Regions from separate parts of the Mus musculus genome. Here all the other regions are linked to region 4. Evidence: chromatin loops called from intact Hi-C (ENCODE). Cell type or tissue: heart. All regions are shown on one strand. Links, peaks and the distances in the headings refer to the core of each region. The heading gives the core; the rest is flanking DNA. Region 1 holds the start of Gstt2 (glutathione S-transferase, theta 2). Region 2 has its middle 9.8 kb from the start of Mif. Region 3 has its middle 4.4 kb from the start of Gstt4. Region 4 holds the start of Cabin1 (calcineurin binding protein 1).

What was found. A loop is a pair of places that touch in the nucleus more often than their neighbours do. Peaks named below come from ENCODE experiments on the same cell type or tissue, not always from the same donor. Only the 100,000 strongest peaks of a DNase experiment are listed, where the experiment ranks them.
Region 1: a loop joins it to region 4, with 2.7 times the contacts of the local background. A loop is called at or near these places in 23 of 42 quality-filtered maps.
Region 2: it touches region 4 in a loop (3-fold over the local background); 10 of 42 quality-filtered maps call a loop at or near these places.
Region 3: it touches region 4 in a loop (5-fold over the local background); 23 of 42 quality-filtered maps call a loop at or near these places.

Annotation. Positions count from the first base shown.
Region 1 is chr10:75,830,522-75,836,578 of GRCm38, reverse strand. It overlaps Gstt2 (glutathione S-transferase, theta 2), which reads left to right and starts at 1,698. Exons shown (of 5, transcript NM_010361.2): 1 at 1,698-2,404; 2 at 2,840-2,927; 3 at 3,768-3,918; 4 at 4,011-4,184; 5 at 4,485-4,734. The coding sequence starts at 2,293. The coding sequence ends at 4,694. In heart, for the core only: a CTCF peak has its summit at 4,147 (motif pointing right); DNase peaks (open chromatin) are centred at 3,028 and 4,148; H3K4me3 peaks cover 249 bases; H3K27ac peaks cover 248 bases; H3K27me3 peaks cover 430 bases.
Region 2 is chr10:75,847,478-75,853,534 of GRCm38, reverse strand. No RefSeq gene overlaps it. Among named protein-coding and RNA genes, the nearest start is that of Mif, 9.8 kb to the left of the region's middle. In heart, for the core only: no CTCF peak of the experiment used is centred there; no DNase peak of the experiment used is centred there; H3K27me3 peaks cover 341 bases.
Region 3 is chr10:75,823,917-75,829,973 of GRCm38, reverse strand. No RefSeq gene overlaps it. Among named protein-coding and RNA genes, the nearest start is that of Gstt4, 4.4 kb to the right of the region's middle. In heart, for the core only: no CTCF peak of the experiment used is centred there; DNase peaks (open chromatin) are centred at 1,233 and 2,183.
Region 4 is chr10:75,762,641-75,768,697 of GRCm38, reverse strand. It overlaps Cabin1 (calcineurin binding protein 1), which reads left to right and starts at 4,341. Exons shown (of 37, transcript NM_172549.3): 1 at 4,341-4,673. It also overlaps the pseudogene Gm19326. In heart, for the core only: CTCF peaks have their summits at 2,484 (motif pointing right), 3,335 (motif pointing right) and 4,186; DNase peaks (open chromatin) are centred at 3,447 and 4,307; H3K4me3 peaks cover 1,528 bases; H3K27ac peaks cover 1,403 bases.

The sequences.
Region 1 (6,057 bases), core at 2,949-5,448, 67 kb before region 4:
ACAGCCAGCCTATATAGACAGACCCTGTCTCAATGAATAACAACAAAATTTCCTCAAACAAATTAGCTGTTTCCACAGAATGAGGTCAACACGTTTGAAGACTAACTATTCTCTGGCAGTCAGCCATTCCAACTTTTATTCCCACCACTTCAGTAACCACCGTTCGGTGTGATTTGTGAACCTTGGCTTCTCTTCAGTTTTTTTGTTTGTTTTGTGGTGTGGAGGGTTGAATCCAGGGCTAGGTTCACTGATGCTAAACAAATGCTGTGTCATGAAACCAGGTTCTAGCTACTGATTTTCTTTGTCCTGTTTGTCAGATAGGCTCCCCCTAGGTGGCCCAGGGTATAAACTGCCAAACCCCACTGCCATGAGCAACATACTTCCTGTAGCAAGCAAGGTGCCACAACCTAAAAGCTACATAACCCACACAAAACAGACCACCAGCTGGGGTCTGTTCATACACTAGGTTCAAACGCAGGAAACTATGGGCTGTGGGGAGGTGGGGCGGGGGCGGGCATTTCTCATTCAAACTACCACTCACTCTGGCTTTAGGTATCTGACAATCAAGATGAAAACTATTACCAGTCAAAAAGGGAGGGTAGCAAAAAAAAAAAAAAAAAAAAAGGGGTATTTTTGTCAAGATTCAAGGAAGCCCTTTTTTTGGGGGGGGGGAGGGGTTAAGAAGCCGGAAGAGAGGATGAGATGGAAGAGGGGAGTGAGGCAGCCAAACCAGTTCCTTGCCAGTGTGGGAGGGGACTCTCCGGAGAGTAGCGAAGCAGGTACCTGAGTCTGCAGGGTGAAAGCCGGGGGGGGGGGGGGGGGGGTGTTTCGGGGCGGGATTCAGGGGTCCATCCATTCAAGAGCCATATCTGATCCCGTGAGAGAGGATGTCTGACCTAGGGGAAGCACGTGAAATAAACAAGGCCAGGAGACTTCTAGGGGCCAATCACATCAGAGGGCTTGGGTGGGTACAGTCATCTTGGATCACATGCTCTCCCTACCGAATTTGCACGAGCAGAGCCACGTGCGGTGCAGGGCTGCAGAAGAAGCTCCTCTGGGGACAGCTTTGTGTTTTTCAGAATCCTTTTCCTCAAAAAACAACACCAGCTTATTTAGGTAAAAGGGCAATTTGGCTTCAGACGGTTCTGGCGGTGGGAGGGGCGAGGGGAGGGGCCACTTGAGAGAGCTCGGTTTGAGCCTACTGGCTACCACAGCTCCTAGCTATCAACTCACAGGGTAAGACTGGTTCTATGGCAAATGCCTGTAGTCCTAAGCACTTGGAAAATGAAGTCGAATTTGAGGCCAACCTGGACTATATGAGTCCCTGTTTCAAACAAAACAAAACAAAACAAAACAAAAAATAGCCAACCAAATGAATCAAACAAACATAAATTCCCTGGAAAGCCAGGCAGGATAGGTCTCACCTGGGAGTCCCAGACATTCAGGAAACTAAGACAGGAGAATCAATGGAGCAGAAGGGTTTGAGGCCAGCCTGTGCTATAGCAAGACCCCTACCCCTCAATGTCAAAAAAAAAAAAAAAAAAAAAAAAAAAAGAAAGAAAGAAAGAAAGAAAAAAGAAAAAAAGAAAAACGCCCAGGGAAACATTCTGGTGCCCGATATGGCCCACGGGCTATAGCTACTCTAAAAGATTCAGATAAAGCCAGTGATAATGGGCACCTCTTTTCCCCATCGGAAGATGCTACCGTGGAGAGTGTTGGAGGCGGGCGAGAGAGGTGGTCCTGTGACTCCTTCAAGCTTTGCTGCCCAGCCTCACAGATCTGGGGAGGTCCAGTGTTCTTAGACGACCTGTTTTGCACGGGGCAGCTGGACCAACCACAGTTCTTCCTTAAGGCAAAGTTTCTAGCAGCCTGCAACAAGCTTCACCCGTTAAAGAAGGATCAGCGATCAGCCTCTAAGATCCCCTCCTGCAGTAACTGAGAGCTAGGAGCTGAGCGGTCTAGTTCCCCGCAAACGACTACGTCCACAGAACTCTGAGTTGGGTCCACGAAAGCCCAGCTAGGCCATTTCCGCGTCCGGGTGAGACTAAGGTCCTGGGCTGGATTCCTGGCTCCACGGTCCGCTGGAGCAAATCGCATAAGTCAGTCTGAGTGCGCGCGCACCTCAGCCCTGCTTTTGGTATAAAGTCCTCCAAAGCGTCTCCCTCCCCAAGATCAGCAGGTGTCAGCTATCCAGAGGAGGAAATCGTTTGGCTTGGCCAACTGAGGCTGTGCTGGACCCCAGCTTGCTGTTATCGAACGCAGTCGGCACACCATCTTGTGTCGCTACCGGCAATGGGCTTGGAGCTCTACCTGGACCTGCTGTCACAACCCAGCCGCGCTGTCTACATCTTCGCCAAGAAGAATGGCATCCCCTTCCAGACGCGTACCGTGGATATACTCAAAGGTTGGCACATTTACCCCTAGACCATGTCAGTCCTTCACATTCTGCCTGGGTACAATCTCCCCATCATCTGACCCCCCCCACCCCCAGCGCCGTCCACCAAGGAATGCTCTGCTCTCTTTGGAGTGGTCTTAGTCAGTTCAGAGCCCTCTTTAAACGTAACTTCCGCTCTGACAAGAGAGACTTTTTGTCCTGGGACGTGGGGAGAAAAATGAAAGATTCCTACAGTTTCTGCTTTGAAGGCACGCAGTGTTTAGATTCACAAAATTCCGGAGACTTTGCAGGGAAGAGACACATAGCTGAGCCACCTCTGTGCCTCTGGTTCCCGGCCCATCCGGATTTTGGCCGTTTCGACCTTGCTCTGGTTGCAAAGAGAAAGGGGAAAATAGGAATACTGCTTGAGTCCTTGCACGCATTTTCTGGCTTCTTCCTTCCCAGGGCAGCACATGAGCGAGCAATTCTCCCAGGTGAACTGCTTAAACAAAGTTCCTGTACTCAAAGACGGAAGCTTCGTGTTGACCGAAAGGTGCAGCTGTAAATATACCCAGAGCCCTCACTACCTCCTCCGGCTCCCTTTGGCCGCCCCACTTCCGTTGGAGTGGGGTGCGGGGCGGGGCCCTGGCCGACTCCGACCCTAGGCTGTGAGGGGGCCTGGCTAGAGCAGACTCTGTGGGAAGGGGTCCTGGAAGACTAGAGGGCTGATCCAGCATGTCCCTTGCTTCTGTCCTGTTTCATCTGCTGGACTCCCCCCCTCCCCCTCCAGGCCTCCCTATCCTGATTGAGGGGTATTGGAAGGCGACAAGGGGACGATTGTCAAGGGTTAGGGAAAAAAAAATGTAGATTCAACAAAGGACTAGGAAGGGCTTCTCCTAACTTCCTAGATGTCCTGTTTAATCCGCCAAAGCTTGGCCCCGGAGACCAATGAAAGGGTCAGGGCTCACAGACTGTTTGGTTCTCCCATTAGAGTCTAGTGTCAGAGAGCTAAAAAACAAAACAAAACAACAACAAAAAAAAACCCACAAAACAACAACAACCACCACCAAAAAAGAAAGGCGGAGAGAAAAAGGTCTGGCCAGGGGTCAGTGTCCACGACATCAAAAAAAGAGGCGACCTGGAGAGGGGCAGAGCTCTTGCTGGTGTCTGTCTGTGTGTGTCTGTGTGTGTCTCTGGGTTTCACCATGCACAACATTGCAGAGAAGAAAGGCTCTGGGGACAGGCAAGAGTCATGGAGAGATAGGTGGTGAGACCAGAGGGAAGTACTTCAAATGTGAGAATTCTGAAGGCCCCGCCAAGGGATGGGAAACAGCCAAGGTCCTTAAATCCCCTCTTCCCATGGTCCATATAGCCCCTCTTCTATGATTCCCAGCACAGCCATCTTGATTTACCTGAGTTCCAAGTACCAGGTGGCAGACCACTGGTACCCGGCCGACCTACAGGCCCGTGCCCAAGTCCACGAATACCTGGGCTGGCATGCCGACAACATCCGTGGTACTTTCGGAGTGCTCCTATGGACCAAGGTATCCAGGGTCCTCTGGGGAGGGGCTGAACCTTGGGCACCCAGTAAGAGTCAGGCTTATTTATAGATTGAGCTCTTCTGTCGTTCTGCCAGGTGTTGGGGCCACTCATTGGGGTCCAGGTTCCCCAGGAGAAGGTGGAACGGAACAGAGATAGAATGGTCCTGGTTCTGCAACAGCTGGAGGACAAGTTCCTCAGGGACAGGGCCTTCCTTGTTGGCCAGCAGGTGACGCTAGCGGATCTCATGTCTCTGGAGGAGTTGATGCAGGTAGGAGACCAGCAGATGGGGTAGTAGTAGCTAAGGGCGGACTCTTCTTTTTGCTACTTCCCCAAGTCCAAAGCACTGTGGTCTGGGAAAAGCCAGAACCATAGAGGGGAACTTTGTGTGATTTGTTTCCTGTCTAGGTGGGAAGTGGGGAGTGGGGTGGGGGGCAGCTTCTGGCTGCTGTCAGGTCCTGGATCTGATCACAGTGCCCCAGACCTCCCATGGGGCTGTGTCTATGATGCTTGTGTTGCCTGCAATGGGACCCTCGGTATCTCTTCGACTTTCCCATCTTTGTCTCTACAGCCCGTGGCTCTTGGCTATAACCTGTTTGAGGGACGGCCTCAGCTGACAGCATGGCGAGAGAGGGTGGAGGCGTTCTTGGGTGCTGAGCTGTGTCAGGAGGCTCATAGCACCATCCTGAGCATCCTGGGACAGGCAGCCAAGAAAATGTTACCAGTACCCCCTCCGGAGGTCCATGCCAGCATGCAGCTTCGAATTGCTAGGATTCCTTGAGTGGTCTGACCAGCAATAAAGACTCATTTTGTGTTTTTTCTTTCCTTTTTTTTCTTTTTTTTAAAAAATATTTATTTATTTATTTATTATATGTAAGTACACTGTAGCTGTCTTCAGACTCTCATTACGGGTGGTTGTGAGCCACAATGTGGTTGCTGGGATTTGAACTTCGGACCTTTGGAAGAGCAGTCGGGTGCTCTTACCCACTGAGACATCTCACCAACCCCTTTCCTTTTTTTTCTTAACGTTTCTTTTTGCCCCAGTCTTTTATCCTGGCTCCCTCTCTGACTCTGAGAGAAGCTTTAAAAGGAACACCAGCTATCCTTAGCATGCTTCTCTTAAGGTACAGTATACACAACCTATAGGAGACCCAAATCAATAATATATAAAAGATGCTTTAAAAAAAAAAAAACAGTAACACACCCAAAGAAACCAATCAAAAGTTGGTAGACATCTGTGTTTTATTATAATAAAGAGTCTGAATAGTTTAAGGAATAAAGAGCTATTGGTTTTTTTGTTTGTTTTGAGACAGGGTTTCTCTGGCTGTCCTGGAACTCACTTTGTAGATCATGCTGTCCTCGAACTCAGAAATCCACCTGCCTCTGCCTCCCGAGTGCTGGGACTAAAGGTGTGCGCCACCACGCCCAGCTCGTTAATTGGTTTTATTATACTGTCCTATAATATGCATGGAATCAAATTATGACTCCGTGAAACATTATGGTTAATCATAGAAAAGTCACATAACAATCCACATAAAATTATTACACGGGCAAAAAAAATGATCATAACAAGCCATTCAGGGAGGTAGATGGTGTTTTACAAGAATTAGTCATTGAAGTGTAAGAATAAATAAGATGTCTTTGGGCAAACATTTTTATCTCCTCAGATAGTTTACAAGTAACAACAAACCTGATTTATTTACATTGTTATGTAAGCCTCCAAGTGTGTCCATGGGTGAGAACACACAACAGAAAGGATTTAACATTAAGAATTAAGAGGTTGGGCTGGTGAGATGGTTCAGTGGGTAAGAGTACCCGACTGCTCTTCCAAAGGTCCAGTGTTCAAGTCCCAGCAACCACATGGTGGCTCACAACCATCCGTAACAAGATCTGACGCCCTCTTCTGGTGTGTCTGAAGACAGCTACAGTGTACTTACATATAATAAATAAATAAATCCTAAAAAAAAAAAAAGAATTAAGAGGTCAACCAGATGGATCAGCCTCTGAGGATACTTACAGCCAAGGCTGTTGACTTGTGTTCCATCACTAGAGCCTAGGGAGTGGAAGGAGAGAAGCCAAGTGCTGCAAACTGTCCTCTGACTTCCACAAGCGAGTCACAGGATTCCTATAAAACAGAAAATGGG
Region 2 (6,057 bases), core at 1,284-3,783, 86 kb before region 4:
GGGAGGCAGAGGCAGGCGGATTTCTGAGTTCGAGGCCAGCCTGGTCTACAAAGTGAGTTCCAGGACAGCCAGGGCCATACAGAGAAACCCTGTCCTATACAGAGAAAACAAAAACAAAAAAGCTTGGAGTTCCGGTGCCCATGCCAGCCCGTGCCATTATAAGTAATCTTATTTTGCCAAGGTAGATTTGTCAGAATCTTTGATTTGCTAGGGCCCTCATTATTAGGGGGTGAATAATGTTTCTTTTCCGTCTTCCTAGGAAAATCATACTACATACTTTTAAGTAAAAAAAAAAAAAGTCTACTGTGGTGCCTGCAGATCGCTTTTTGTCCCCCACCACCACCCCCACCACCACCCCCCATGCAGGACAGGCCACAGTTAAGATTTTGTAAGACCGGAAAAGCCTTACGTCCGGGATGCCACTCACAGGGACGCAGAGTCGAAGATCGATGCAAAGCGCAAGAGGTTTATTGATCCAGCATGCTGGGGTTGTCCTGAAATCAGGATGGAAGCGACCCCGCGTAGCTAAAGCACACACCTTTTATACATTTTTTAGAGCACTTCTCAGTCCCAGTTTAGGGCTGGCAGTTTATCATTGGTTAACCTTTAACTGCATTACGGGGCCAGACTTAAGGACCGGAGACTATCTCTCTTAGTGAGTAAACTTAAGGAACAGAGGCCAATTCTGGGAAAAGAATATCTTGACATTTTTACAACAACTTAACCTAATGACAAGTTCAGGCCATTTTCAGCCTTTTCTATGCTATGTGTGAAACTCATAAAACTGCTTACTCAAGAGAGGGGTGTCACTCCCTAGGGCTCTACTGGCCTCTCAGAGGGGAGTGGCCCAGCTAGGCAAGGAACAGGAGGCCTTCCCATCCTCATTTTGTCATTTGGGGGAACTTGCTTGTCATTCATAGCAACAGGCTCTGGTCTTTCTCTAGGTTTGAGGAGTATGAGGGGGAGGGGGCGGGGCGGGACCTATTCAGAGGGTGGCCAGACGTTTTTCTCATCATTTTTGAGGGTTCTTTTCCCACTGGGTTGTGTTTTTGCCTTAAGAGTGCTTTCATCTGAACCTTGTTGTTACAGCATGGGCCTTTAACCAAGCACTGCAGACGCAGAGGCAGGCAGGCGGATCTCTCTGAGTTCGAGGCCAGCCTGGACTACGCGAGTTCCAGGACAGAGAAGCGCCGTGGGGGGTGGGGGGGGGGAGAGTTCGTTTATCCATCCAAAGCCCTAGGTCTTGGTTAATTGCAGATATTTTCTGAGACCATCAGTCCACCTTGGGCTCACAATAGGCAGAGCTAGTTTGCCCTCAGCACTATGGTACCACCTTGGTCATGAAACGATGGGGAAATTTTCTGTCCCTCCTTTGGGGGCTGTCCAGCTCTGGCTTCTTTCTTACCTCACCCCACCCTCTTCTCCATTGCTCCCCGCTGCCCACCTCCACCCCACCTGCTGAATGGTCCGGTCCCATTTTCCTGAAGTGTGTCTGCCCACCCACGAGGGGCCCCAGCTGTGTCTCCTGTGAATGAGGCCATTCAGGCAGCTGTGATACATCCCAAGGCTGGCTTAGGGCTGAGACTGCCTTAGGAGTTGCCCCTCTCAGAAAAACAGGCCTGTCTCAGAGGTGTTCTAACCTTCTGCTCTCCCCGCTGTGAGCATCAGTGGCCCTCAAAAGTCCTGGATGGGAAGCTCAGCACATCAAAACAAAACAAAGCAAAACAAAACAAAACAAAACAGCTATGTAAAATCAGAGCTTCCACCCAGAAGGAACCCAGGTGGGAACTCCTTGGAAGCCATCCAGGAATCCTTCCTCTGAAAGCAGAAACTTTCCTGGTTTCTTAACTCAAGAGTTCAGAGGAAAAGTGGTTTGATTCCACCATCAGTCTGTTTTCTTCGTGTCCATAGAGAAGCGAAAAGAGTGCTGGAATTTACATTCTTCACGCATTCCCTTTCCCATCCTGCTTATAAAACAGGCGGGTTCTGCTGCTGAATCTCAAGGGAAACCCATGGTAAAGGAGTGGACAGTAAAGTCGTGGGGGAAGGGCAGGCAGCAAGATGCCCCTCTCCTCCAGGACCCTGAGGCTCAAAGCTGTCTGACAGTTTTCCTTACAGTTGTGCCCCTAAACAGCGGTCTCCAAGCTTCCCACAGGGACATGTGCCCCTAATGGACTGAGAGGCAAACTGTTCCTTCATTCTAATGTTAAAACCTCCATCCAGGAAAGAGCTGGGTCTAATGTCCTTAATGCGGGAGGCACGCTGCCACACAGCGACTCTGCGGGGGGTGGGGAGGGGGGGTGTCATCCCTCATCCTTGAGGGGGGTGGTGCTCTCCTCCTCTGAATATGCTCTGGGCTTTGGAAGTGACTCCCTGTGGGTAGATACCTATTTGCTGCTAATTTGTGTGTGACAACTCCCCTTGGTTTCCCGTTCTGACCCCATATTCCCAACCAAGGGGGTGGGGGTGGGGGCACTGAGTCTATGACTGAAGAAGACTCTTCCATTATAATAGGGTAGAGCTTTGGGAGAGAATATGAAGGAATCTGCTAGCTCACAGTGTGGTGCTGATGGTACTCTTCTAAGCATCCAATTACAGGAGCCCAAAAGAGGAAAGGCTAGAGAAGGTAGCCAGGCAAGAGATAGCAGGAGTCTTTCCCCTCATCTCTTCTTCATGCAGTCTGACAAATAACCAACGTTGGTGTCCTCAAGACTAAACAAGGCACGGAAGGACAAAAAAAGGTATGTGGGTTGGAGAGATGGCTCAGCAGTTAAGAATGGTGGCTGTTGCCAGGCAGTGGTGGCGCACGCCTTTAATCTCAGCACTTGGGAGGCAGAGGCAAGTGGATTTCTGAGTTCGAGGCCAGCCTGGTCTACAGAGTGAGTTTCAGGGCTACACAGAGAAACCCTGTCTCGAAAAACAAACAAACAAAAAAGGAATGCTGGCTGTTCCTCCAGAGGTCCCAAGTTCAATTCCCAGCACCCATATGCCAGCTCACAACGATCTGTAACTCCAGTTCCAAAAAAGTCTCCCGAGAGAGAGAGAGAGAGAGAGAGAGAGAGAGAGAGAGAGAGAGAGAGAGAGAGAGGAGGCTGCTGAACTGTGGTGGCACACACCTTTAGTTCCAGCATTCAGGAGGCACAGGCAGGACAGAGCTACACAGAGAGACCCTGTTTCAAAACAAAACTGAGGTGTGTGTCTTAGCTGTTGACTTCCATCCACTGACAGATTTCTCCTCTTCCTTCAAAGCTTGAACGACTGCTGTGTGCTGAAAAGAGCGGTGGTACACCAGGTTCCCAGGAACGGTTCAATGGAGTCGTTTCCTAGCAAAACACACAGCCAAGGGGGAAAGAGTGCAGCTTTTATCATTCCTCTGTGGACACAGAAAAGCATTGACGAGGCTTCTCCTTTGTGTCGACAGTGTGGATAGGATCAACCCATGGGCAGGCTTTCTTTCTAAAGCCTATTATTTGTATATTTTAAATAAGTATGTATGGGTTTAAAACATCTGAAATATAGGATATGTATATTAATTTTGTTTTTTTTTTTTGTTTTGTTTTGTTTTTGTTTTTTGAGACAGGGTTTCTCTGTGTAGCCCTGGCTGTCCTGGAACTCACTCTGTAGACCAGGCTGGCCTCGAACTCAGAAATTCACCTGTCTCTGCCTCCAAGTGCTGGGATTAAAGGCGTGCGCCGCCACTGCCCAGCTTAAAATGTATTTTTAATTTCTAAAAATACATAAGAGCCAAAGGAAAACAGAGAAGCAAGCAGGGTGAGCACATGTGTACTGTGTTTCAGACAAGCAAGACAGTGCACATTTTTTATCCATTCACACACATTTGTGTGTTTGCATATATTTGCATATAGTTACATAAGGCAGAAATAGACATTTCCCAGAAAAAAATATGACTTCATGGGTACCATACATAATATGACATCACGCACACAAGGAAGAAAAAAATGTGCATGTGCGTAAGGGGGTGAAATAGAGGAAGGGGGAAGTATAGATTGCCCTGCACTTAGTCTGAGATGTGAAAAGCTCTCCAGGGAAATCTAGCCCTGGAAGGTCATTACCAATTAAATAAGAGACCAGCCCACTTGTGGGTGAAGGGAATGTTGTCAGGGTAACAAGCTTTCTTCTGTCTGGTTTGTGGAGTCACTACAGACACATTCAAAATTCCAAAAGCTTTTTGGTTTTGGTTTTTTTGAGACAAAGTCTCACTCTGTAGCCCTGGCTGGCCTGAGACTTGCTATGCTCCTCAACGTCACAAGAGATCCACTTGCCTCTGCCTCCCAGGTGCTGGGGTCTAACCTTTTTGTTTTTTTAATGTAGATAAGACAACCCAATTCTGACATTGAAGAGATTCCAAAGGATTGAAAAGTGCCAGATCATTTCTTAAAGAAAACAAAGGGTGAGGACATGCTTTCTCATAGGCCACTTAGATACGTAACTGAGCAATGTGGAGCTGGTACACAAGTGACAGTGACATCAATGGAAGGGATAGGCTTGCCAAGCCAATAGGTGAGCAGGCTGGCACCGAGACCCACGTAGAATGGGAAATCAAAAGTTGTCCTCTGTCCTGCACACACACACACACACACACACACACACACACACACACACGTGCTTCCCCCTCCCCCGATGACTAATTTCATAAACTATGAAAGGAAGAATTCTCCAACTAGGAGGGCTGGGCTCTTGCTATTAAGGGGAGAGAAACTGAACTCCCATTTCATATCCATGAAAAAGGAGGCAGCTTTATACGTGTTGAAAAAGTACCATAGGTCAGTCAGGAGACTAGCCTCAGATCATTTTATTAGATGACAGAATCTATTCCTAAGGAAGCCGACCCCAGAATTAGACCAGGAAGGCCTGCTGGGTTTTTGTGCCCTTCCCCCAGACTTGAGAGGGCTGTTAGACCTTGTTTTGCCACGGTTGCTAGCCCCACCTATGGTGGAGTCTATCATCCTGCCACTTCTGCAGCTTCCTGAAAGAAGCCACTACCTGCTGAGCAGCTGAGCTTGTCTTTGGCAAAGCAAAGTTATTCTGGCAAAGTGGGGGATGGGTTTCCCCCCTTTATATTCAGTCTTAAGAATTAAACATTGGGCCTTGGTCAGAATCTTTGTCTTGGTCTCTTTCTTCTTTCCTTTCCATCCATCCCCAGCTCTCCTTTCAGGAATCCAGTTCTCTTTTTTTTTTTTTGCAGTTCCTATCGTGGCTGGAGGCTTCTATCAAGAATATATAAACAAATTGCTAATAGACAACTGTTATGATTTGGATCTTAAATGTCCTCCCCGAGGTCATGTGATGAGGGCTTACTTGTCTGTGGTGGTTGGGAAACAGTAGACCTTTGAGGACACGTGAATGGGACCCCGCTGTTCCTTCCTTTTCTCGTCCCAGTCACCCTGGCTGGGCACCTTTGCTTTGCTCTGCCCCATACACATCCTCACAGGCATGCACCCAACTCTCCTGAGAGTGCAGGGCCACACAGGCCTGCACGGAAGCCTGTGGAGCTGGGTTAGAAAACTCTCCCCTCAACTTACTATTTGGCCTTTGGTTTTTTGTTTGTTTTTGTCAGTTACAGAAACCTAACATAGCAACTGTATAAAGATGAGTAAAGTAGCTGGGCAGTGGTGGCGCACGCCTTTAATCCCAGCACTCGGGAGGCAGAGGCAGGTGGATTTCTGAGTTCGAGACTAGCTGGTCTACAGAGTGAGTTCCAGGATCAGCCAGGACTATACAGAGAAACCCTGTCTTGAAAATCAAAAAACAAAAAAACAAACTCCTAGGTATACAAACAACAGAGGAACTGGTTTCTGGAAACAATCCAAAATACCTACCAAGAATGATACTGGACACACTGTGATATGTTTATTCATGAGCATAATAGCAGTGGAATGAACAAGACATGGGGACAGGGACAGGTGTTACCATGGGTGACCATGACAAGCAAAAGATGGAGCAAAACCTACAGGCACAGATAATATGATCCCATTCATTCAAACTTCAAAAGCAGGCAACCCCAAATTACACCGTGCAGAGGGCCATGCATAGGTG
Region 3 (6,057 bases), core at 167-2,666, 63 kb before region 4:
CAACTTGCTTTTTGGCCATGGTGTTTTGTTGTAGCAACAGAAATCCTAAAAAAGTTGGCACCAGGATTGTGGGTTACTGCTGTGACAGATCTGACCTATGGAAAGAGGGCTATGCTGTTTAGGACTATGCTAAATGGAAGAAGTCAATCAGAAACAGTATCACATGCCTTGGAGGAACTGCATAAATTAGTGCCACCTTCAAGGACTTGAAAGATGCAGAGGTGGTGGTTCCCACCACATCTCCCTTTAACTCTCCTATCTGGCCAGTGCAGAAGACAGATGAATCATAGAGAATGACAGTTGACTATTGAAAACTAAATCAGGTAGTAACTCCGACTACAGCTGCTGTACCAGATGTAGTGTTCTTATTTGAGCAAGTTACCACCTCTCCTGGTACCTGGTATACAGCTGTTTGTTTAGCAAATGCCCCCCCCCCACCCCTTTTCTGGTAGTTGTCCATAAAGATCTCTAGAAGCAATTTGCTTTCAGTTGGCAAGACCAGCAGTACACCTTTACAGGCTTGCCTTAAGGATAAATTAGCTCTCCTACCCTATGTCATAACTTACAAGGTATCTTGATCATCTGTTTCTTCCACAAAATATCACATTGGTATACTATATTGATGATGCTCCTCCATGGCCTCTGCATCAGCTCCTGACTCCAGGTTCCTGCCCTGTTTGAGTTTCTGTCCTGAGTCCTTGTCCCAACTTCCTTTGGTGATGAGCCATGATGTGGAAGTGTAAGCCAAATACACCCTCCCCTCCCCCCAACTTGATTTTTGTTCAGGGTGTTTCATTGCAATAATAGAAACCCTAAGACTGATGGGCCTTTGAGTAACGCCATGGCTATTGTGTTATTCATGCTCCTGCGAGTAACCCCAGGAAACCCATTCCCCACCAAGCTTAAGCTAGACTTGGGTAGAATCATTTCTTTGGTCTGCCAATCACTGACCTATCTGGTTGAACAGAACCTCTTCTCAGGAAGTCAGTGAACTGTGTACTGTGGAGAGGGCATGGGTTCTCAAGCAATGGGGAGCTTGCCTGGGTTGATGAATCAGAGACAGCTCCTGGCAGTGTGGGCCAGGGGATTCTGGCACATTTGAGCATGTCAGACCAGAGCCCAGATTCCTACCCCAGGCCTTAGTGGGTGACCCCTTGCTCTGTTGGGCCTACTTGCCTTCATGAGACAGATTCTGTTTGCCTGGGCTATAGGCCAACTCTGGCTCCTAGCCCAGGCCCTCCTCCTCCACTTTGGAACAGCAAGTTGGTTGTGTTCCCTATGGCTTCCAGAGCAGAGCCTATCCTTGGAGAGAAGCTAGGTCCTAGCCAAGATTCAGCCCTGCACCTGTGTCCTAGTTCCTCATTCCAGGGACAGCAGCCACATCCTGTTACTTGATCACAGTGACTGTCTTAGGATTTCTATTGCTGTGATGAAACACCATGATCAAAAAGCAAGGTCATGGGAAAGTTTATTCAGTTTGCATTTCCATATCATAGGAGTTCAGGACAGGAACTCAAACAGAGCAGGGACCTGAAGGCAGGAACTAGTGCAGAGGCCAAGGCCACAGAGTGAATGCTGCTCACTGGTTTGCTCAGCCTGCTTTCTTATAGAACCCAGGACCTCCGGCTCAGAGATACCCCCACCTATAGTGGGCTGGGCCTCCCCCCATCAATCACTAATGAAGAAAATGTGCTTTAGGCTTGCCTACACCCTGATTGGATCTTATGGAGCATTTTCTCAAGTGAGGCTCCTTCCTCTCTGATGACTCTAGCTTGTGTCAAGTTGGCATAAAGTAGCTGGCACAGTGATCTTGCTTGACACAGTCAGAGTGACAAAAGGGTGTGTGTGGAGGGGACTTCACTCATCCAGTTGAGCCATGAGCTGTTCCTGAAACCATGGAAGATGTCATCTGCACACAGTATGAATTTGTGTGTGTGTGTGTGTGTGTGTGTGTGAGCGTGCCTACGCGTGTGTTGGGGGTATCCATCTCCCACAGTCCTAACTACTGGTTGGCTTCAGAGCCTGTGATAAGCATGGCCAAACTCTGTGTGTCAGGTCCAGAGAATGACTCTTACTTCCTCAGGTTTCAGAATGGGGTCCTGCCAACTTCCTAGGAGGTCTTGGCTAGGAGCCCAGGAAGGCCTGGGTGACTCAGGCTTGCAGCCAACCCCACACCCTACTCAATCAGCATCTTCCAGTATGGAAGCCAAACCCTGGCTCCCCTTGCACACAGGAGTTGTCCTCCAGGTCCACAGTGACTCTGCTGCCCATAGCTTACCCCTCCACACCACAACAGAAGTGCCCAGGCCAAAATAGGCCTAGGGGGTGTGACCATGGTGAGCACATGGAGAGAGTACCGCACGGAGGGGCAAAGTGACCAGACTTGAACTTCAGACATTTCCGTGATGCTAGCCCACAGGGTAGGGCTGCTTCCCTCGTGTGGAGTGGAGATGCTAACAGGGATGAGTGAGGCCCAGACAGAGGGCAGACCTGGGTCCCTGCAGAAGGAAATGCCTGCCGAAACATGGTCCAGGGAGGAAGCAGGAGGAGACCTTTAATGGCAGTGAGCCTTTCCTGGGAGGCCGGAAGTGGAGCAAATAAAGATGCGGCACAGACAGGAAGCAGTTGCGGGGCTCCTTCCCTGATGGCAGAGCCGTGGAGAACCTGGTTAAATGTTCAGGTGTGAGTAAAAGATCAGTGTTGGCAAACAAAGTCCCAACTCCCTTTCTGTTTGACGGTTAATCTCGTCAGCTTGACTGGATTTAGAAATATCTAGGAAACACTGGCTCTTGGCGAGTCTGTAAAGGGATTTCCTAAATATGCGTGCCTTGATCTCATCGGATAGGATCCAAGACAGTGAGAAAAGAAGAATGCGAGGATTTATCTCTTTCTGCTTTGGCTGTGGCGACAATGAAACTGGGTGTTCCTATCCCTGCCACCTGGCCTCTATAGTCTCCAACTTCACTCTCAAATTGTGAGCCAGAATAAGCCTCCCCTTCTTCCTCTTCTTCTCTTCAATTTATCTATTTTATCTATATGAGCACACTGAGGCCTTTTTCAGAACCACCAGAAGAAGACATCAGATCCCATTACACATGGTTGCGAACCACCGTGTGGTTGCTGGGAATTGAACTCAGGACCTCTGGAAGAGCAGAACATTTAATTGGGGCTGGCTTATAGATTCAGAGGTTCATTCCATTATCATCAAAGTGAGAGCATGGCAGTGTCCAGGCAGGCATGGTGCAGACGGAGCTGAGAGTTCTACATCTTCATCTGAAGGCTGCTAGTGGAAGACTGACTTCCAGGCACCTAGGACAAGGGTATTAAAGCCCACACCCACAAGGCCACACCTCCCAACAGTGCCACTCCCTGGGCTACGCATTTATAAACCATCAGGCCTCCTCAACAGTGTCCTACAGACTGGTGCAAGGGCCAGGACTGCAAGTGATGGAGGGTACCAGTTGGAACATATACTGACTGCCTTCCATTCCTTGCCCTGAATAGACATCATCAATCAATCACAGAAAACTTTCCTCCAAGGATCCTCAGAAGATCCCAACGCACATCACTGATTGTTGGTAGTGAGGAAGACAGGCAGATAGGGTCAAGGAAACTTGTGAGTACCCAGGGTGAACTGCTCTCTTAGCCTAGTCTCTTGGGTCTTTCTCACTGAGGAAGCCTCGGGTGCTGTGCATGTTCAACAGCTAGTGAGAAGGCTGAGTTCAGCTCCGCAACAACTATATAAGTGGCTCAAGCAGCAAGAACCTTCCTGGCTACTGAGTAGGTCTCCCTGGTAGGTATAGTGGTATTCATAGATTGAATGTAAGAGAGGCCTTCATACCCACCTGCCAGCAGCCATGGCCTGAAGTATAGTCTCTTTAAAGCTAGACCTCAGCTGGCTGTTAGACCCATAGTCAGATCATGCTGGGAGCTGGAGAAGTTCAGGATATCCCTAAGTTCATACGACAGCCACAGAGAAACCATAGGCTTGGTGGGAACCTCCACTGGTATAGAAGCTGGAACAGCAGCTTCAGAAGTACCTTGCTTTCTGCCATGCATGGTACTGTTACAGACATACTCTGAATTCTCTCCTGATCCACATGTCGTTCTGGGGAAGTGAGACCTAGGAAGACAGGGCATCTTCCAAGATTTTTGTCCTTATCAACTTGACAAGATCTAGAGTTACCTAGGGGACAGGTCTCAGGCCATGCCTGTGAGGGATTTTCTTGACTGAGTTCAATCAAGTGGGAAGACCCACTTGAAAGTGGGTAGTGTCACCAGACACGGGTGGTACATGCCTTTAATCTCAGCACTTGGGAGGCAGAGGCAGGCAGATTTTTGAGTTAGCGGCCAGCCTGGTTCTAGAGAGTGAGTTCCAGGACAGCCAGGGCTATACAGTGAAACCCTGTCTCAAAAACAACAACAGAAAGAAAGAAAGAAAGAAAGAAAGAAAGAAAGAAAGAAAGAAAGAAAGAAAGAAAGAAAGAAAGAAAGAAAGTGGGTAGTGTTATTCTTCAGTCCTGAGTCCCAGACTGGATGACAATAAATGTGACTTGAACAGTAGCATTTACAACTATCTTGTTTCTGACCTCAGAAGCAATATAACCAGCTCCCTCAAGACACTGCCTGCCCACTCTCCCCTCCCTAGATTTCCACCATGCTGGGCTATGAGATCAAATTAACTTTTCCTTCTTCCCTATCTTGTTTGCTCAAGAATTTATTGCTGCAAAGAGGAAATTAGTTAATATGACCATGTAGCCTAAAGCCACATTGTGGCTTCATCATGGATCCCTATTAGCCTTCTTCCATAGCTGCCGAGGTGCACAGTATGATCTATGTTGCTTTAATCAAGGCCAGGGCATTTCTGGGCTTCTGCATGGTAGAGTCTGGTGGGCCACACTCTGAGCATCCTTGATGTTGCACCTTTTTTCCCTGAATTCCTCCAGTATTTTAGCTTCTATCACTGTAACTAAATACCCTAGACAGTTAACTTATAAAGAAAAAGGGAGATTGGGAGAGACGGTTCAGCACTTGGTGGTGTTTATTGCTTTTGCAGCGGAGCAGAGTTCAGTTCCTGTTGGCTAGTTCACAACCACCTGTAACTCCAGCTCTAGGGGAACCAGTGCTGACTTCTGGATTCCCCAGTGTAGAATCCAAAATAAGTTCGAGACCACCCATCCCCTTCCCCCTCTGAAGGGACTTTCCATCAAGGCCACCCAGCCTCTTCCTTTCTGAAGGGACTTTCCAAACTGTACAGTTTTAATGGTCAAAATGACTAAGCCTACAGCTGCCAAGACAAGATGAGCTGTTCTCAGAAAAATAACCATAACAAAAATAACAGTTCTCAGAAAAATTCCCCTACCCTACCCCACACTGAATTCTGAGAAAAACCACAAACTACCCTGACCTTGTCGCTAGAATCCCCGTGATGCTAATAGCCTGCATTAATAACTGTGACGTTAATAGTTGATTCATAAGTTTAAAACAGACTGTTGCTTTGCTGACCAATCATAATAACCCACCATAAAAAGAGTATAAAAGAACTGTGCTTTTTGAATATGGGGTTGAGTCTCCCTGAGGCTGAGCAACCCAACATGTGTCGGAACAATAAACCTCTTGCCATTGCAGCGATCTATTGTCAAGTTGTGTTTCGGGAGTTGCGCACTCAATACTAAGGCCTTAGGGTCTTACACTAGGTATCTCATCTGTTGAGGTTTGGACTGTTGTTATGTCTTGTGATGCTAAATTCTCTACAGGACGGTCTAGACCTATGAGTGACTTCTCAGGTTTACAAGCTTTTGTGGTGCAAACTTTGATCCTTGATTTGAAACTATTGATTAAATAAAAATGGCTACAGCCAATTTTATGGAGGGAGTAGAGGTAGGTGGGTTTGGTGTGATCTGGTCAGAGGAGAGAGACCAAAGGGAAAGGAGGAAGAGACAGAGAGGAAGCTGCCATGAGGGGAGATAGACAATGAGCACATGGCCAGGAGAAACAGCAAGAATCTCGGGGTACACCAATGGGGGAGGTAGCCAGGCCATCAGTTAGGAGATTAGA
Region 4 (6,057 bases), core at 2,266-4,765:
TGCCTGCATGCTGCCATGCTTCCCACCACTGTGATAGTTGACTGAACTTCTGAAACTGTAAGCAAGTCCAATTATACGTTATCTTTTTTTTTAAAGATTTATTTATTTTATGTATATGAGTACACTGTAGCTGTACAGATGGTTGTGAGCCTTCATGTGGTTGTTGGGCATTGAATTTTTAGGACCTCTACTCGCTCCTGTTGGCCCTGTTCGCTCAGTCCCTGACTGCTCCGAATCAAAGATTTATTTATTATTATACGTATGTACACTGTAGCTGACTTCAGACACACCAGAAGAGGGTGTCAGATTATGGGTGGTTGTGAGCCACCATGTGGTTGTTGGGATTTGAACTCAGGACCTTAGGAAGAGCAGTCAGTGCTCTTATCACTGAACCATCTCACCAGCCGATATTATCTTTTATAAGAGTTACTGTGGTCGTGATGCTTCTTCATAGCAATAAAACCCTAACTAAGACACTGGCTTTCTTTTTTCCAACAATAGTTTTTTTGTTTGTTTGTTTGTTTAATTCACTTCACAGTCCCCTTGTCGTTTTTTTTTTTTTTGTTTGTTTGTTTAATTCACTTCACAGTCCCCTTGTCGTGTCCCACTCGACCAGCAAGAAAGACCAACCACCGGTTCTTCTTTAAGCAGTTTACTCAGGCAGCTACTTACTTTAAATCCCCTAGCCTCTCTTGTTACAAGTGTTTTTCTCTCCACTCCAGCCACAACCACGCCCCCACCAATCACCACAGGTCACATCACCTCACCAGGAAGCTTGCTCAGCCAATCAGGGATTAAGGGCAGGCCATCCACCAAACATGGGCTTGTTTACTACCTGGAGCAGACTTCCATCTTGCTGACCAGGAAGTCTGGAATGGCTCCCTACATCCCCTTCTTTTTTTCCTTCCAGTTCCACCCCAAATCTATCCTCCCCTTGCTCCTCCTCTTCTTCTCTCCCCTCTTCCTGGGTACCACACTACCCTGGGACATCTAGTCTTAGCAGAACACACTGGCTTTCTTTACATAACTTTTGTCTGCTCTTTCTTTCGTTTTCTCTCTCTCTTTCTCTGTTTCTTTTTCATGTTTACAATAGACATTTATTTAAAGTGAGACATAGGTAGAGCAAATATTTCTTAAATTGTGATTCAGATTGAAATAACTTTGTAGAAGTATGGTGAGACCAGGCACACCCACAGATCTTATCTAAAAGATCACTTCTTCCCCCACTCCTCTCTCTCCTTTCTTTCCCGAATAACCTCTTTTAGATAGGGTTCAAGGTAGAATTTGTCCTCCTCATATGTTGTCCACTGATCCTTAGGCAAGATCCTATGCCTCATAGTCAGGCTCTCTTAATTCGAAACAGCCTGTCATAAAGGTCCTCAGGAAGCCTTCTTATGGCTTCTTTTACATCTTCAGTTTCATGTAGTGTAGCATCTCGCATTATCCCCAGTTTATTGAATCCTGCAGCGTTATAATACCACTTTCGAAAACCATCCAGCCACTTGCTTGATGCTGCAACAGCAGATTGACCCGCCATTTTGACCTAAGAGTCTTCTGTCTGCTTTCATACACAACCCAGGATCATCTGACTAGTGGTGGCACCTCCCACAACGGGCTGGGTCTTCCCACACCAATTATTAATCAAGAACACACCCTCTAGACTTTTTATAGACTTTGCCTAGAGAGGAATCTGATGGGCGCACTGTCTCAGCTGAGGTTCCTCTTCCCTGGTGACTCTAGCTTGCTTCAAGCTAACAAAGCAGCTAAGCAGGGCGGAAAGAAAGCTGTGCATCTTCTAAGTTTGAGAGGCTGACTGGAGCTCATTTAGTTTCTGAGACTGATAAGCCAACCTCTTCTCTCTACCAGCGGGTGTTGGAATTCTGAGGACACCTGAGGATGGCACTGACATGGACCTCTCAGCGGGAACTCAGCGGGAATGGAAGACAAACAGTCTTACCATATTGAATCTGTCACCCCTACCACATACACTGATATTACCTGTCGGCTTGCATAGAAAGGTCTCTCACTTCTCAAATGTTCTCCCCACCCCAAGGTAGCTCCGAGCTATCTCTCTGTCAATTCTGTTCTGTTTGAGGCTCTGGCATGATCAATATTTCTTTCACCTTTGAACCCTTACCCTGTAGACCCCGGCATGGGGTCTATTTTTCAAGAACCGAGTGATGGAAACTGGATCCAATAAGCATACTATACTATTCGTGCTATATTTGTGGTTTTGAGAATGGCTCTTTCTAGGTGGCCCTGACTGACCTGAATCTGTTGTGTAAAACAGGCTAGCCTTGAACTTGAAGTGATCCTCCTGCCCCAGCTTCCCGAGTGTGCACAGGCAGAAGTCTCACCACCAAGACTCACTGTTTACACAATTTTAATAATTTTTCTTTCTGTTCCTCTACCCTCTTGCAGTCTATACTTTTTTTTTTTTCTTTTATGTATGTGGGTACACTGTCGCTGTCTTCAGACACACCAGAAGAGGGCATCAGATCCCATTACAGATGGTTGTGAGCCACCATGTGGTTGCTGGGAATTGAACTCAGGACCTCTGGAAGAGCCAGTTGGTGTTCTCCAACCTCCAGTCTATACTTTTCTGAAGTCAAAGTTGGTAATATATTTTTTAACCTCTTGGAATATTAATAAGGTTGTTTTCTTTGTACCAGACTGATTGAATTATGCACCATGATTCTTACTGTTAATGTTTTCTTTTTAAACAAGCCTTGCTCCCCCGCCCCCCGCATTTTGTTGTTGTTGTTTGGTTTTTGTTTTTCTACACAGGGTTTGTGTTACCTTGTGTTACCCTGGGTGTCTTGGAACTCACAGAGATCACCTGGTCACTCTGCCTCTGCTTCCCAAGTGCTAGGATTAAAGGCGTGTGCCACCATGCCCAGCTTTAAATAAGTTTTCAAACTCTTACAATATGGGGGAAAAAAGCCGTAACATTCATTGTTAAAAATTTTATGTGAGCTGGGCAGTGTTGGCACACGCCTTTAATCCCAGCACTTGGGAGGCAGAGGCAGGTGGATTTCTGAGTTCGAGGCTAGCCTGGTCTACAGAGTTCCAGGATAGCCAGGGCTATACAGAGAAACCCTGTCTCAAAAAACCAAAAAAAAAAAAAAAAAAAAATTTTAATGTGTTCTTTCAGAGTTCCTGAGTTCAATTCCCAACATGGTGGCTTGCAACCATCTGTAATGGGATCCGATGCCCTCTTCTGGTGTGTCTGAATACAGATATTGTGTACTTACATTCATAAAGTAAACAAACCTTTTTTTAAAAAAAATTATGTGTATGAGTGTTTTGCTTGCATGTATGGCTGTGTACCACATTGTGCAGTTCCAGAAGAAGCCAGAAGAGGGCGTTGGAGATCGTCTTGAACTCTTGAACTGAAATTACAGCCGGTTGTGAGCTGTGCCAATGCTGGTCTTCAAACCAAGGTCCCCTGGAAGAGAAGCCAGTGCTCTGAACTGCCAAGACGGCTCTGCAGCCCCTTAGTGTTATTTAAATCATTCTTGTGGGATACTTTGCCACCAGGGATTCCAGCAGTGTGGAGCTCCTCCCTAAAGGGTTGCATCAACTCCCAAAATACTAACCTCTCCTTATCAGGTTTTTCTGCTCAAAAACCGGTAAACTTCTCTGACACGTTTCTTAAGCGGGTCTGCTCCCCCGCCCTTTGGTTTTTAAATCATTTGCGTTTCTAAGTCGTTCATGTATCTAATCCCTGCTCTTGGGAGACAGAGGCAGGCTTATCTTTGTGAGTCGGAGAGCCTGTAAATACGGAGTTCCAGACCAGGCAGAAGAGGCGAGGCCTGGGCACCATAACAAGTTCCAGCTCCCTATCTAGTTCTGCTTGCGTGTCGCTTGGGTTTCCAATCATTATCGTCAGAACACCTGCTCCGGGTCTTTGGCAGCAATGCGCTTGTTTTAGTGAATGGGGGGGGGGGGGGTTCTAGTTTGTAAACTCGCGTTCATAAAGCGTGCGTGCAAGTGGTAGTATGTGATGGCCAGTAACCTTAGCAAGCCGGAGTCCGAAGCCGGAGGATAGCCACGAGTTCGAAGCTAGTTTGGGCTGCACTAGTGAGACACTGCTTAAAACAAACCAGACCAAAATAAAACACAATAGCAACAACAAAACCAAAGCAAAATAAAACAAAACTGTTAAGTCCTGCAGGTAGCGGAGCGCAGCAGCAGCAGGCAGCAGCGTTCCCACGCGCGCGAGTCAAAGACACAGCGCACAGCGAACCCGTGGGTCCGCCCAAACAGCCTACTCCGATTGGCTGATAAGGCTGACACTTCAGCCAATGAGAGCGTTCCTTGTTGGTTTGTCGCGCGCAGGAGTCTGGGAGCTCCGGCCGTTGCCCTGGAGACGCCGGTCGAGTTCCGGGGAGCAAGGGCTGTGTGTGTCTGCTAAGTGTGCGCACGGCTCCCGTGAGCGCGAGGAGGTGGAACCACGCGAGAAGACCCGCTCTTCCCCTTCCTCCCGGGCGCGGTGGGCCGAAGCCAGGCTCGAGACCCGAAGGCACGGGCGCGGGTCTTCTGCCCACGCTGGCTTCTTCTCGCTTCCCGCAGCCTCGCCCGGTGGCGCCTAGGGTGGGTCACAGTGACCGCAGCTCGAAGCCATCCCTTTCGGTGCGTCCTTTCGTTCACCTTCACCGCAGCCCAGCGAGGTGAGTGTGATGTGAGTACCATTTCCAGGGGTGGAAACTGAGGCCGAGGGAAGGTTTTAAACGACTTTAAAGTTCCGGTGCGGCTTACCCCGACTGCAGCCATTCTGCTCAACACCCTCCATGGAGGAGGCAGGTAGAACGACTTCACCTGGCGCTGTCAGGTTTCTGCACTTGTGGACTTTGCCGCTTAACTCTTCAAGACGTGACTTCTTATAGGTCATCAGTGTGGCCTATTGAACCTCATCTGGGTAAAGTTCCTTCTATGTGATTGATTAATTTGCTTAGGAATAAAATTTAGAATGATCTCCTTCAGGGGTTGGCACACTCTTGTAGATAGATTTATATTTTATGTTGTAAATTTAATTTAAAAAAAAACAATACTTTTAATGGTAAGTGTTTTAGATTTGGGGTGGCTGTTCAATTGTTTCATTAATAAAGTCAAAGACAATATATGAGACAGTGTGTCACTATAATTTTATTTATAGATACTGAAAGCTGAATGGAAATAATTTTTATGTAATTGTCATGAATCAAGAGGTTGGTTGGTTGGCTGGTTGTTTTCCTCATTAGAAATGTAAAAAAGAAAAAAAAATCCTCCTTTCGGGCTGTATAATAGCAGTGGATGGTGAACCTACAGGCCATGTCTAGACCAGCATGTCACATCATAGAGGAAACAGGCATAGAGAGGGGCATTTATGTTAAGTCAGTCTCTCACACACAGTTCTACCATAACCTCAAGACTGCCAGAAGTCAGGTGTCATAGTTAGGGTTTTACTGCTGTGAACAGACACCATGACCAAGGCAAGTTTTATAAAGGACAACATTTAATTGCGGCTGGCTTACAGGTTCAGAGGTTCAGTCCATTATCATCAAGTCGAGAACATGGCAGCATCCAGGCAGGCATGGTGCAGGAGGAGCTGAGAGCTCTACATCTTCATCTGAAGGCTGCTAACAGAAGACTGACTTCCAGGAAGCTAGGACTAGGGTATAAAATCCCACTCCCACAGTGACACACCTCTAACAAGGCCACACATCCAAATAGTGCCACTCCCTGGGCCAAGCATATGCAAACCATCACACTGTGTGTAATGGTGTGTGTGCCTTTAATCCCAAGCACTGTGGAGGCCGAGACAGGTGGAACAGAGCAAGTTCCAGGATAGTCAGAGCTACACAGGGAGACCCTACCTTGAAAACTCCCTTATCCCTGACAAGAAAAATTGCCAGGCTCCTAGACCCTAGTAGGCCCCTTGGTTGCCTTTCACTAACTGGATGGCAGAGCTGAGGGCCATAAATAGCTTTTCTTTACTATGATCTTAAGCAATGGAAACTTCATAGAGTTTGGAAACAGACCTGCTATGTCAGTGCACGCTTTTAATCTCAGAAC